Linked DNA regions of Homo sapiens: region 1 is linked to region 2. Evidence: chromatin loops called from intact Hi-C (ENCODE). Cell type or tissue: GM12878. All regions are shown on one strand.

Region 1 (8,000 bases), 390 kb before region 2:
CAGCTTATATGACAATCAAACTTCAAGGGCACCAAAGGATATAAAAGCAAAAAAAACACATCCAAAGGAGAGCAACTCCAAGATCTGGGCCCACACAGATGAGAAAGAGCTAACACAAGAACTCTGGCAACTCAAAAAGCCAGAGTGTTTTCTTACTTCCAGATGACTACCCTAGCCCCCCAACAATGGCTTTTAACCAGGCTGAAATAGTATACATAGAATTGAGAATCTGGAAATCAATGAAGATCTTCAAGATTTGGAAGAAAGTTAAAACCCAATCCAAAGAATCTAAGAAATCCAATAAAATGATTCAAAAGGTTAAAGGTGAAAGAGCCATTTTAAGAAAGAAGCAAACTGATATGATAGGGCTGAAAAACTCACTACAAGGATTTCATAATAAAATCTGAAGCATTAACAGCAGAGTAGATCAAGCTGAGGAAAGAATCTCAGAGCTTGAAGATTGGTTTCTCAAGTCAACTATGTCAGACAAAAATAAGAAAAAGAACAAAGAAGAATGAACAAAACCTTCCAGAAATATGGGATTATATATGAGATCAAATCTACCAGTCATTGGCGTACCTGAAAGAGAGTGAGAGACCAAGCAACTTGGAAAATATATTTGAGGATATTGTCCATGGAAATTTTCCCCAACCTTGCTAGAGAGATTGACATTCAAATTCAGGAAATTGATAGGACCCCTGTGAGATACTATACAAGATGACCATTCCCAAGATGCATACTCATCAGATTCTGCAAGGTCAATGTGAAAGAAAAAAAATTAAAGGCAGCTAGATAGAAGGGGTAGGTCATCTACAAAGGGAACCTCATCAGGCTAATAGCAGACCTTTCAGCAGAAACCCTACGAGCCAGAAGAGAGACTGGGGGCCTATATTCAGCATTCTTAAAGAAAAATTCCAACCAAGAATTTCATGTACAGCCAAACTAAGCTTCATGAACAATGGAGAAATAAAATTCTTTTCAGACAAGCAAATGCTAAGTGAATTCATTAACACCAGGTCTGCCTTACAAAAGGTCCTTCACAGAGTGCTAAATATGGAAAGGAAAGACCATTATTGGCCACGACAAAAACACACTTCAGTACGTAGATAATTGACACTATGAAACAAGAATACAATCAAATCTGCATAACAATCAGCTAACAACATGATGACAGGATCAAACTCACAAATATCAATATTGACCTTGAACATAAATGGGCTAAAGACCCCATTAAAAAGCATGGAGTAGAAAGTTGGATAAAGAAGCAAGACTCTACTGTATGCTGTCTTTAAAAGACCCATCTCACAAGCAATGACATTCATAGGCTCAGAGTAAAGGGATGGAGAAAAACCTACCAGCAAATGGAAAACACAAAAAAGCAGGAATTGCTATTCCAATTTCAGACAAAACAGACTTTAAACAAACTGATTGAAAAAGACAAAAAGAGGAGTACATAATGATAAAGGGTTCAATTCAACAAGAAGACTTGGCCATCCTGAATATATATACACCCAACACAAGAGCATCCAGATTCATCAAACAAGTTCTTAGAGACCTATGAAGAAACTTAGATAACCACATAATAATAGTGGGAGACTTCAACACTCTACTGACAGTATTAGACAGATCAAGGCAGAAAACCAACAAAGGTATTCGGGACCTAAACTTCACACTTACCAAAAGGAACTAACAGACATCTACAGAACACTCCACTCAACAGCAACATAATAGACATTCTTCTCATCTGCACATGACACATACTCCAAAATGGACCACACCCTCAGCCATAAAACAATTCTCAACAAATTCAAAAAAATAAAAGCCAAATCATACCAATCACACTCTCAGACCACAGCACAATAAAAATAAAAATCAATACTAAGAAAATTTCTCAAAACCATACAATTACATGGCAATTAAACTTCTCCTGAATGACTTGGTAAACAATGAAATTATGACAGAAATCAAGAAATTATTTGAAACTAGTGAAAGCAAAGATAACACATAACAGAATTCTACAACACAGCTAAAGCAGTGTTGAAAGTTTATAGTGCTAAAAGCCCGCATCAAAGTTAGAAAGATCTCAGATTAACAACTTAATATCACACCTAGAGGAACTTGAAAAACAAGAGCAAACCAATGCCAACACTAGCAGAAGCAAAGATAATAACCAAAATGAGACCTGAACTGAATGAAATTGAGATGTGAATAACCATACAAAAGATCAATAAAACCAAAAGTTGGTGCATTGAAAGAATATATAAGATCCACAGACCACTAGCTAGACTAATAAAGAAAAAAAGACACACATAGACACAATCAGAAATGACAAAGTGAAAATTAATAATGACCCCACAGAGAAACAAAAAGGCTCAGAGACTATTATGAACACTTCCATGCACACAAACTAGAAAACCTAGAAGAAATGGATAAATTCCTGGAAACATACAACCTCCCAATATTAAATCAGGAAGAAATTGAAACCTGAAAAACCAATAATAAGTGTCAACACTGAATCAGTAATAACAAAGAAAACCTACCAATCAGAAAAAGCACTGGACCACATGGATTCATAGCCAAATTCTACCAGTTGTATAAAAAGGAGCAGGTACCAAGCCTACTGAAACTATTCCAAAAAACTGAGGAGAGACATGTCTCTCTAACTCATCCTAGGAAGCCGGCATCATTCTGATACTGAAACTTGGCAAAGACAAAAAATAGGAAACGTCAGGCCAATATGCCTGAAGAACATAGATGCAAAAATCGTCAACAAAATACTAGCAAACCAAATCCAGCAGCACATCAAAAAGTTAATCCACCAAGATCAAGTACACTTTATTTCTGGGTTGCAAGGTTGGTTCAACATACACGAATCAATAAATGTGATTCATCACACAAAAAGAACTAAAAACAAAAACCACATGATCATATCAATAAATGCAGAAAACGCTTTCAATAAAATTCAACATCCTTTCATGTTAAAAACCTCAACAAACTAAACATTGAAGGAAAATACCTCAAAATAATAAGAGCCATCTATAACAAACTCACAGCCAACATCATACTGAATGGGCAAAAGCTAGAATTCCCCCTTGAGAACTGGAACCAGACAAGCATGCCCACTTTCACCACTTCTATTCAAAATAGTACTGAAAGTCCTAGTAAGAGCAATCAGGCAAAAGAAAGAAATAAAAGACATCTAAAAGAAAGAGGAAGTCAAACTACCTTGCTTTGTAGACAATATGATTTTATATCTAGATAACCCCATGGTCTATGCCAAAAAGCTCCTGGATCTGATAAACAACTTAAGCAAGGTTTGAGGATGCAAAATCAATGTACAAAAATTAGTAGCAATTCTATACACCAACAACATCCAAGCTTAGAGCCAAATCAAGAACACAATCCCATTCATCATAGCTACACAAAAAATACCTAGGAATACAGCTAACCAGGGAGTTGAAAGATCTCTACAACAAGAATTACAAAACACTGCTGAAGAAAATGAGAGATGACACAAACAAATAAAAAACAGTCCACTCTCATGGATAGGAAGAATCATATTGTTAAAATGGCTATACTGCCCAAAGCAATTTACAGATTCAGTGCTATTCCTATCAAACTACCAATGACTTTTTCACAGAATTAGAAAAACACGATTTTAAAATTCATATGGAACCAAAAACAAGAAAGAGCCTGAATAGCCAAAACAATCCTAAGCAAAAAGAACAAAGCCAGAGGCAACACACTACCCTATTTCAAAGTACACTCAAAGGCTACAGTAACCAAAACAGCATGATACTTGTACAAAAACAGACACATAGATCAATGGAACACAATAGAGAACCCAGAAATAAGTCTGAACATTTACAACCATTTGATCTTCAACAAAGCTAACAAAAAGAAGCAACCAGGAAAGGACTCCCTATTTAATAAATGATGATGGGATTACTGGCTAGTCACATGAAAAAGATTGAAACTGGACCCCTTCCTTACATCATATACAAAAATCAATTCAAGATGCATTAAACTCTTCAATGTAAAACCTAAAACTATAAAAAACAAACCTAGAAAAAGCTAGGAAATACCATTTTGGACATAGGTCTTAGCAAAAATTTCATGACGACTCCAAAAGCAATCGCAACAAAAACGAACATTGACAAATGGGATCTAATTAAATCGAAGAGCTCCTGCACAGCAAAGAAATTATCAACAGAATAAACAGACAACCTACAGAATGGGAGAAAATTTTTGCAAACCATGCATCTGACAATGGTCCGATATCCAGAAACTATAAGAAACTTAATAATACATTAATAAGCAAGAAACAACTTCATTTAAAAGTGGGCAAAGAACACAAGCAGATACTTCTCAAAAAAAGACATACATGCAGCCAGCAAGCATATGAAAAAATGCTCAACATCACTAGTCATTAGAAAAATGCAAATCACACAAGTCAGAATGGTTACTATTAAAAAGTCAAAAATAATAGATGCTAGTGAGAATGCAGATAAAAGGGAATGCTTATACACTGTTGGTTGGAATGTAAACTAGTTCAGTTCACTGTGGAAAGCAGTTTGTAAATTTCTCGAAGAACTTAAAACAAACTGCCATTTGACCCAGCAATGTTATTACTGGGTACATAACCAAAGGAATGTAAGTCTTTCTACCATAAAGACATACGCACTTGTATGTTCATTGCAGCACAATAACAAAAACATGGAACCAACCTAAATGCCCATTAACAATGGACTAGATATAGAAAATGTGGTACATATACACCATGAAATACTAAACAGCCATTAAAAAGCACAAAATTATGTCCTTTGCAGCAACATGGATGCAGCTGGAGGCCATTATGCTAAGTGAATTAACACATGAACAGAAAACCGAATAATGCATATTCTCACTTATAAGTGGGAGCTAAACACGGACACAAAGAAGGAAACAATAGACACTGGAGCCTACTTGATGGTGGAGAGTAGGAGGAGAGTGAGGATTGTACCTATTAGGTACTATGCTTATTACCTGAGTGACAAAATAATCTGTACCCCAAACCCCTGTGACATGCAATTTACTCATAACAAACCTGCATATGTACTCCTCAAACTTGAAACAAAAATTGGAAAGAAAAAATACATATATATGACAGAACTGAAAAAAAAGAGTTGCTTCCACTTCTTGGCTATTTTAAATAATGCTACAATGAACACGGGAATGCAGATATCTCTTAACATACTGATTTTATATCCTTTAGAGAGATACACAGAAGTGGGATTGCTGGATCATAAGGTAATTTAATTTTTTGAGGAAACTTCATACTATTTTCCCTAATGTTTGCACCATTTTGCAATCCTACCAACAGTCTACAATGGTTCCAATGTCTCCACATCTTCATTAACACTTTATATTTTCTGTTTTTTTACAGTAGTCAATTAGTGGCTGTGAGGTGATATCTTACTGGGGTGTGGTTTGTTTTTTGTGGTGTGTGTGTGTGTGTGTGTGTGTGTGTGTGTGTGTGTGTTTTACAGACAGGTCTTGCTCTGTCACCCAGGGTGGACTGCAGTGGTGTGATCACGGCTCACTGCAGCCTTGACCTCCTGGGATCAAGTCATCCTCCTATCTCAGCCATCCCAGTAGCTGGAACCACAGGCATGCACCACCACACCTGGCTAATTTCTTTAATTTTTTTGTAGAGACAGGGTCTCACTATGTTGCCTAGTTTTGATTTGCATTTCTCTGATGATTAGTGATGTCAAGCATCTTTTCATGTGCTTATTGGCCATTTGTATATTATCTTTGGAGAAATGTCCACTCAAGTCCTTTGTACATTTTTAAATTAGATTGTATATTTTGTTGTTGTTGTTATTGAGTTGTAGAAGTTCTTATATATGCCGGACATTAACCCCTCATTACATATATGATTTGTAAATATTTCCCCCATTTTGTAGGTTGCCTCTTTACTCTGTTATTGTATCCTTTGATGCACAAAAGTTTTAAGTTCAATGTAATTCCGTTTGTTTATTTTTGCTTTTGTTTCCTGTGCCTTTGTTGTCATAGTCAAGAAATTACTCGCAAGTCCAATATTGTGAAATTACTCCTACATTTTCTTCTAGGAGTTTCATAGTTTTAGAGCTTACATTTGGGTTTTTAATCCATTCTTTATTGAATTTTTGTAAATGGCATAAGATAAAGATTCAACATCATTCTTTCACATGTACGGCATGTAGGTATCCAGTTTTTCCAACATTACTTGTTGAAGAGACTGTGCTTTCCCCACTGAGTGCTCTCAGCACCCTCACTGAAGATTATTTTAATCTTATACATGAGGGTTTATTTCTGGGCTCTCTACTCCGTTCCATTGGATTATTTGTCTTTATGCCACTACCACACTTTCTTTACTATTGTGGCTTTGCAATGTTTTGAATTCACAGAGTGTGAGACCTTCAATTTCATCTTTTTTTCAAGATTGTTTTGGCTATTCAGGGTACATTGAAATTCCATAGAAATTTTACGATGACTTTTACTATTTCTGCAAAAATGTCATTGCGGTATTGATCAGGATTGCTTTGAATCTGTAGATTGCTTTGGGTAGTATGAACATCTTAACAGTATTAAGTCTCCCAGTCCATGAACACAAGATGTCTTCCAATTTAATTGTGTCTTCTTTCATTTCAAATTTCAGCAACATTTTGTCATTTTCAGTGTAAAAGCCTTTCACTTTGACATAAAATTTTTAAAGGATGTGCCACAAGTTCTGAAGATTATTTGAATAAAAAACAAAACTACAGCTAAAAGTAATATAAAAGAGGACAACAACACTGAAAGAAGATCAGTCTTTGCATAACATAAATAGTGGTATTTTACACTCATTTGTTCAAGAAACCTTTATTGGTCTCTTACTATAACCACATTTGCACAAAGCAGCAGGAATGCTGAGATTAACGAGACATGATGTTCACCGTCTGGAGAGAAAGACAGGGAAACCAGCGATGTCCTTATAATGACAGAGCCTTCACCAAGGTGGGTTCAGAGTTCTGTGCTGTGCAGAATAAAGGGTACCAGCTGGAGGGAGTGGAGTAAGGAGAAGCTTCCAGGAAGGGAGGACACCAGTGTGGAGACTTCAAACATAGGCAAAAACAAGGCAAAAAAGCACACTTCACGACGATTGCTAGTAACTGTTTTGTTTTGATAGAGTGAGAAGAATGTAAGTAGAATGAATTTATGAACTTTGTGCAAAAATCAGCATCATTAATTCAGAGTGCAATGCAGAGTCCATATGTCTATATATAAATACACTTTAACAATGGTAATAATTAAAATGCTTATTAAACACTTACTGTGTGTTAAGCACCATAGAAAGTATCTTACGTGCATTGCCTCATTTAACCCTCACCCCAATACCATGAGGTAAGTAATGTCATTAGTATCAATTTATAGAAGAGAAAACAAGGGCTTAAGAAGGTTAAGTAACTTGCTTAAGGTCATGCAGCTAATTACTAGTAGAGCTAGGATTCAAACCATCATTTAACAGCAAAGGTGCAGCTTCCCCTATAAGCAAATGTATACGTGAAAATATACAGGGATGACATGCATTTTTTAACTTATTTCACTGAGGCTGAAGAGATGTTTCTGAAAAATCTAAAACATAAGTGCTGAAAAGAAACCTGCAGATTACTCTCAGGCAGAATATATTTGATATATTTGATACTGAGAAAATTATTGATACTAGTTTAAGGTGTTACTATTAGAACCCTCCCTGGTTTCATCTCAGGCTTTTTCATAACTACCCAACAACATAACACAATTGCCTCTGGCACCCTGGACAAATCTGCAGAGGTTATGGAATAGGTGAAAATCTAGGAGCACTGACTTACTTCCTTAATTACTGAACAAAGTACAAGTGGTCACCAGGGAAAAATAAAATGCCTCTCTTTATTAACTAGACAAATACAATAGAAAAATTATGGTTTCTAAGCAATGCTTATCTTGCTGTTGTCACC
Region 2 (8,000 bases):
TTTTTTTTAAGTAAATTCAAACAGTTGTTTAATTAATAGATTAAAAATCCTCAACTGCATAAATACAACTTAAAACTGACCCACCAATTTTAGTTACCATGAAATCCTAACCATTTATAAAGACATTTATTATAATGAAGAGACCACTCAAGAAAGTATTTTAAAGTCTAAGAATTTATATTTAAGATGGCTTTCAACAAATTTTATTGTTGTCCCTTTTACTTACTCTAATTTGATAATCCTCATTTCCTCGTTTGCTCTTTAAGTGAGCACCTTGGTTAACCAAAATTGTTTCACATCAGAGTTCTTAGTCATTGAATCTACTGCCTAAAATATACAGTATGCCTGAAAACATATTCCTGAGATTATCAGGAAACAATTTTTCAATTTAATTTTGTTTCTGTACTCAAGTATACTAATCCCATCTAGTCATGTTCCTCCAAAAAGACACTCATTCTATTTTTTAGGTATTCTTTCAACAATCACTAAAATAAATTTCTGAAAGTTTTCTTTTTTTTGTTTTTTTTGAGACGGAGTCTTGCTCTGTTGCCCAGGCTGGAGTGCAGTGGCGCGATCTCGGCTCATTGCAAGCTCCACCTCCCAGGTTCACGCTATTCTCCTACCTCAGCCTCCCGAGTAGCTAGGACTACAGGCGCCTGCCACCACGCCCAGCTAATTTTTTTGTATTTTTAGTAGAGACGGGGTTTCACTATGTTGGCTAGGATGGTCTCGATCTCCTGACCTCGTGATCCACCGGCCTCAGCCTCCTAAAGTGCTGGGATTACAGGCATGAGCCACCGCACCCAGCCGAAAATTTTCCTCTTTAAAGGTGAAGAAAATAAGTCGAAGAGGTTAAAGTTACTTATTTCAAAACTAAGAGAGTGACAAAGGAAATGTTAATCCCTGACCTTTCAGAAGGGAGGAATCAAGCTTTTTACAAGTCACCTTCTGATGCTGTCCTTGAGGAAAACTCCTCCCCCTTTATGCCATTTAAATATTTAACATTTCCTCATATTTTCTTATATTTTCACTACCTTCTATAAACATCTTTTATATTTATATATATTATTAAACTTTGCCACAAACTCATTCCTTTTGGAAACATTTCAACATGGCCCAAACAGCATTATAATGAATTCCCTACTTAAATGTCAAAGTCTGAAATAATTAACATTAAAATGCTCATTAGATTCACACAGGTTCTTCATGATGTTAACATGGGCTTGAGCTATAGTTTCCCTACTGGCTCACATTTGAGATACTTATCCTAGATTTAGGATTTTTGAGGGGAAATTTAGAGGCATGCACAGCTTTGCTGCCTAACTTTTATGTGAGATCATTTTAAACAAAAGCAGAGAACTGTACTTCATACAGATAATTCAGGTCCATAATTCATATTATATGGAAGCTTTTTTAAAAAAATACATCAGGCTGGGCGCTGTGGCTCACGCCTGTAATCCCAGCACTTTGGGAGGCCAAGGCAGGCAGATCACGAGGTCAAGAGATTGAGACCATCCTGGCCAACATGGTGAAACCCCATCTCTACTAAAAATACAAAAATTAGCTGGGCATGGAGGCGCGTGCCTGTAGTCCCAGCTACTCAGGAGGCTGAGGCAAGAGAATCGCTTGAACCCGGGAGGCGGAGGATGCAGTGAGCCGAGATTGCACTATTGCACTCCAGCCTGGCGACAGAGCAAGACTCCGTCTCAAAAAAAAAAAAATAAACCATAAAGTTGAAGTTAAAAACCTACATACCAATATCTATCAAAATATACATATATTATCCTTTGGTGTAGCAACTTATTTCTTGGAATTAACCCCCAAAAATCCCAAAGGTACCCAAAAATGTAAAGGAAATTTAACATACTTTTGCTTTTATCAGTGAAAAATGGAAACATCCTAAATGTCCATCAACAGAGGAATAAATTAAATGTTACCACCATACTACGGAATGATATGCTGTTAAGACTGTAACAGTATCTATTACATTATATATGCACCAATATATAATGATCTCAGTTATCAGTTGAAAAAAAAAGTATATACACAGTGTTATATTTTTAAAGAAACCTGTACTCAAAAAATGTATATAAATGCAGAGAAAGAGGTTTGAATATACACCCTATATTGTTTAGTTGCTAATTCTAAGGGTTGCTAGAATATACACTTAGTTGCTAATCAATGGGATTGAGGAAGTAGGAAATAAAAGAGGGAATTCCACATTTTTATTCCTTATACCTCTGTATTTGAATTTTGACAAGAATGCATTCATGTTTTTCTTGTATAATTTTAAAGTGAAATAAAGTAATCCAAATAATTTCTTAAGAGGTATAATTATGGTAATCCAAATTGTTTTTTAAAAAGGCATATTTTGAAAAAACTTTAAAACATGAAGCTAGATAGTAAGTTTTTAATAAATAAAACTGGCCACAAAGATCCACGCTGTGAATTGGAAAACAATGTTCCGTGCATCAAATCCAGCCTATTACCTGTTATATAGCTTGCAAGCTAAGACTATTTTAAATTTTTAACTGATCATTTTTTAAAATTTCTTATTTTGTTAACACATGAATATTAAAGTTCAACTATTTAGTGGCCATAAAAGTCAATAAAAGTTTTATTGAAAAACAGTTACTTACATTGTCTTTGGCTGCTTTTACAATACCATGGCAGAGTTGAGTCATTGTGACAGACGGTATGGCCCACAGGACCCTAAGATATTTATTATCTGACACTTAACAGAAAATGTGCCAACCAATTTCAGAAATAATATATCATCATCATCAACTTTATGCAGAAATGGTCATAATCATATCTTAACAGTTTTGAAGAAATGATCCTAAACATAGTGACTTGCTCTTTCAGTATACAGACCAGCACAAGATATTCAAAAAGACTCGATGTATATAACTATCCCTACATGTACAAAAAAAGGATTTTTAACATATTCACAATCAAACATGACTTTGAGGAAGGGGACTGGGAGATTGACACATGCAGCAACACAATCACTCTCCAAACTAAAAGAAAAAAAATTTACCTCAATAAATAGTCTGCATATACTACAGGCTCTGGCAAAATCTGCTCTAAAAATTCTTCACCTTCATCTCCTTTTGATTTCAAATATTCACAAAGGGCACACCAATACAAAGCAATTTCAGGAGTTAATGTTTCCACTGGAATCAATTTCCTTCATTTAAAAGAAAGAGTGTGAGAGAAAGCATGATCTTTTTATCATTAAGAATTGAAGAGTACAAAAATGAGAATAATAAGATTTGCTTTAAAACCACTACACTATCCTTTTAATTAGAGTCATTAATGTATCCACACAAAAAGGAATGAAGAAACTTAGAACAAAAAAGAACCAAATAAGCAAACATATACTAGGGGTGCATGTTGCTGGATTTTCTCATGGTAGGCTAATTCAAAAATCAAAGTAAGAAACTGAAGGGGGGAAAAGCATAGCTAAAGTAGATAGTCTATGATAAAGTTATGAGTTCTTACACCAGGAGGGGAAAAAGGAAGGATAAAAGGATATTCATCAGACTAAAAGAAAACAAAAGAGAGTTAAGATTAAAGGTATTAATATAATCTTAAGCTATGGGGAGGAAAAAAAACAAATTAATTGCACAAGTTAATCAGTACTACATTTCAAAGAATGAATCCTTTATGTACCTGCCATCATTGTTTTTACAGAGTCCCACCAGTTCACTGAGAGGAGTTATTGAAAACAAGGCATTGAGAACAGAGACTGCCACTTCAGAAGAATTTTCTACATCCAACCGATGGAGCAACTCTAAGATATTTCCTTCAGAGAACCGTAACCAGCCTTGAAGAAGATGCTTCTGCATAGCTTGTTTCACAGCATCTATTGAGTCATTTGAAACATAGGTGAACAAAGGCTCCCTCTAGCTTCCATCTCTTGTATTTTGTCTGTTTTAATTAACAAAGTCAGTATTTACAATAGAAATAGTAGAGGTTAAGAGGCACAACTAAGCATGTATATATATATTTTTTGAGACAGAGTCTCGCTCTGTCACCAGGCTGGAGTGCAGTGGCACGATCTTGGTTCACTGCAACCTCCACCTACCAGATTCAAGCGATTCTCCTGCCTCAGCCTCCCGAGTAGCTGGGACTACAGGCATGCGCCACCACGCCCAGCTAATTTTTGTTTCACCATGTTGGCCAGGATGGTCTCAATCTCTTGACCTCGTGATCCGCCTGCCTCGGCCTCCAAAAGTGCTGAGATTACAGGTGTGAGCCATAGCGCCCAGCCAACTAAGCATATTAAAGGTAAAAAAAAAGAAGTACCATGATACTGCAAAAGTCACTGTAATGGTCACTTACAAATAAAAATGGAAAAGGTTCAGCACCAAATACCACAGCCTACAAAAATATCTTTACATTCCTTCTCCCCTGGGTTCAATGGGCTTCAGGTGTTAGCCCAGAATATGTAATAGCTATTATCTCACTTGTTATCTGATTTTATCTATTACACGATTGCTATTTGCAGTAGTGAACTATACAAGCACACGTCACTGAACAAACCTTAGTCTTAGCTTTTAAGGTCATCCTACTAATTAGTCCTCTGACAATGTTTTCAAACGCAAGTCGGTTTTCTCACTACAGCGCAATAGAGCCATCTTGGCCTTCTCATGAGAGTTAAAAACTTCAAAAAATATCATTCCTATAAGCAGATTCTCTCAGGCTCCCCAACCCCTGGGCCACGGACTAGTACCAGTCTGTGGCCTGTTAGGAACCGGGCCGCACAGGAGGAGGTAAGCCGTGGTCTAACGAGCATTACCACCTGAGCTCTTCCTACTGTCAGATCAGCAGATGCATTAGATTCTCTCAGGCGCAGGAACTCTATTGTGAACTGCGCACATGAGGTATCCAGGTTGCACGCTCCTTATGAGAATCTAAGTAATGCCTGATGATCTGAGGTGGAACAGTTTCATCTGGAAACCATCCAGCCCGCCCTCTGTGGAAAAACTGTCTTCCATGAAATCGATCCTTGGTGTCAAAAATGTTGGGGAACTCTACTCTAACAGAAAAAAAAAAAAATAAGAAAATTATACTGGTCTGACCATTCCTATTTGTTGTTTCTGATACACAGAACACATTCATACCAAAGTATACACATAAGGAACAGCATTTTTTTTTTAAGTCAGAGAGAGAGGGCAAATAGATCTTTTCCTACTTCTGACATGAATTAGCTCTACAGACTTAAGTATTGTTTCTCCATCTGTAAAATACAGAAAGGGTGAAAGAAATAAGCTCTGCTCCTTCAAAATACCAAGATCTTGGCCAGACGCGGTGGCTCACACCTGTAATCCCAACACTTTGGGAGGCTGAAGTAGGTGCATCACTTGAGGTCAGGAGTTCGAGACCAGTCTGGCCAACATGGTGAAACCCCGTCTCTATAAAAATATAAAAATTAACCAGACATGGTGATGTTCACCTGTAATCCCAGCTGCTCAGGAGGCTGAGGCAGGAGAATCGCTTGAAACTAGAAGGCAGAGGTTGCAGTGAGCCAAGATTGCACCACAGCACTCCAGTCTGGGTGATAGAGTGAGACTCTGTCTCAAAAATATATATATATCAAAATCTTTAGCCCTGTGTTTTCTATATAATACATCAAGATAAATTTCACCAGGTTCATGGGACTGGCAGGCTTACTTGACCTGATTTGACACTCGTTTCTTAAACCTTGTTAAGTCTGACCTCAAAATCTACTAAAGTTTTGTATATATAAAGTTGTTTATCTTACCTGATCTGTCATTAAGACCTTGTTGAAGGAGCATTACTCTCTGAGCAATGGACATAGCTCTCATATGAACCTTTTCAGCTAAAACCTTAAAAATAATTTATAAAGATGGTCATTAACCTCAACACAATTTATAGATTTCATAAGAATATCACCATCTTAGAAAATTACCCAGAATCTCCAAAAGAAATTAATACCTGGTAACATACTTAATACAGTAAGATTCTACCTAAATTACCTGTGTTCTCCATAAAACCTCAACTGAAGAAATTATTACATGCCAAGTATTTTTCAAAGGCACTTTAAGAAAATGGCTCCTTGTCCTTTAAGAATATGCCAACACAAGACATTGAACTTATTTACCTGATAAGCCAGCTTTCTGACAGCCTCTTTCACATCCTTGGTGCGCCCTACAATTTTTGGCAAAGTCTTTGCTGATGGTGCAATACATGATAACACTGCCCGTCTAACTTCTGGATTTGAATCATTTTCAATCAAAGTAGCATATGCTAAAAATAAAGCAATACATTTTAGTACTGATGAAATTATTTATTTAACTACAGTCATAAAATAACACACATTTTGATATTTTAAAATGCCTTTAATGTGATAAAGATAGGCTGGGCATGATGGCTACTGCCTATAACCAGCACTTTGGGAGGCCAAGGTAGGTGGAGAGCTTGAAGCCAAGAGTTCAAGACCAGCCTGAGCAATATAGAAAGACCCCTGTCTCTACAAAATAATTTTAAAATAAAAAATTAGCTAGGCATGGTAGTGGCGCTTCCAGTTACTTAGGAGGCTGAGGTGGAAGGATCACTTAAGCCCAGGAGTTTGAGGCCACACCTCTGCAATCCAGCCCGAGTGAGAACCCATCTGTAATAGAAAGTAATGTCATTTTTTTAGTCTCACATATTTTAGTTGAAGTTTTTTTCCCACCAACTTCCTTCTTTTTCTTTTTTTTGGAGACAAGGTCTCACTATGTTGCCCAGGTTGGAGCCAAAGTGCTGAGATTACAGGCCTGAGTCACTGCTGCGCAGGCCACCAACTTCCCTTCTAAAGACACAAGGGGGAATTAGTCAACGGACTGGCTCTTAGGCCAAAAGTGAAAACAAATAGCCCTAAAAGTCACAGAAAATTCATCATTAAGATTATGTCTGTGCTACTCCTCAATATTTAAGAGAAAGCTTACTATAGCAGACAGTTTATTTTAAACTGATATGGCTTTATAAGGGCCCATTATTTTGGTTTTTAATGAGACCTAAAAGGAAATATTTTTTGGTTTTATTCATTGAAACAAACCCATTTCTTATATTTAAATATATTTATCTGTACTTCTCACATCTTTCCTACCTCAATTATTAAGTACAGGTTGACTATCAAATACCTATGTTTTACACAATATTATTATGGGTATCTTTTAACACCAAAAAAAATACCAACTACTATAGTGATAAATATACCAGTGATTATAAAACTGGTAATAGGGACAAAAAGGACAGAAGAGTGCCTAAAACATACCTAGGCATATATGGAAAAATGAAATACAACTACCTTTATGACCCCATAGGTAAGAAAAAGTTCCTTAAAAAAGAGATTAAAAAATACGAATCATAATGGCAGAGATTTATATTTTTGACATAAGAATTTCTGTTCAAAAAAAAGATACCCCAAAGGGAGTGAAACAATGATACCCCAATGAGCCACCTAAAACAGGAAGAGATCTACAATTCATATAACCCAAGGATTTCTTTTCAAAATATATAAAGAATGCAAATGAATTTTTTAAAATAGTATTTTAAATTAAAAACCCAATGAAAAAATGGGCAAAACACAGTAACAGGTATTATATAGAAATATAATTGGCTGCTAAATATATACATACAGCATGATTTACACAAAATGACAGGAAAACATTAAGATAGACATATGTGATTTATGCAAAAAAATTTTTTTTAATTTAAGCAAGAGACTAATTAACCCCAAACTGAGGATTTAATAGTTACTTCTGAGGGACAGGGATGCAACTGGGATAGGATGCAAGTACTGACTTTTTTTTTTAAGCTGGGTGGTTGCTACTTAGGTTTTTTTTGTTTAATCGGAATCATATATTAATTACCTATACTCTTCAAATGTATAGACCATAATAAAAAATTTCAAATACTGAGAATTTAACAAAATCAACAAATCTGAAAAAAGATTTAGGAAACTACACACACCATTAACCACTGGGCAT

The links. A loop is a pair of places that touch in the nucleus more often than their neighbours do. Peaks named below come from ENCODE experiments on the same cell type or tissue, not always from the same donor. Only the 100,000 strongest peaks of a DNase experiment are listed, where the experiment ranks them.
Region 1: it touches region 2 in a loop (2.0-fold over the local background); 1 of 110 quality-filtered maps calls a loop at or near these places.

What each region holds. Positions count from the first base shown.
Region 1 is chr4:18,204,814-18,212,813 of GRCh38, reverse strand. All of the region lies in intron 2 of LOC107986262 (a long non-coding RNA gene), which reads right to left. Among named protein-coding and RNA genes, the nearest start is that of LCORL, 190 kb to the right of the region's middle. In GM12878, no CTCF peak of the experiment used is centred here; a DNase peak (open chromatin) is centred at 3,193.
Region 2 is chr4:17,813,129-17,821,128 of GRCh38, reverse strand. NCAPG (non-SMC condensin I complex subunit G) reads right to left here. Exons shown (of 21, transcript NM_022346.5): 3 at 7,984-8,000; 4 at 6,131-6,276; 5 at 5,771-5,855; 6 at 3,676-3,868; 7 at 3,041-3,190. Among named protein-coding and RNA genes, the nearest start is that of NCAPG, 6.2 kb to the right of the region's middle. In GM12878, a CTCF peak has its summit at 3,912; a DNase peak (open chromatin) is centred at 3,802; H3K4me3 peaks cover 1,227 bases; H3K27ac peaks cover 684 bases.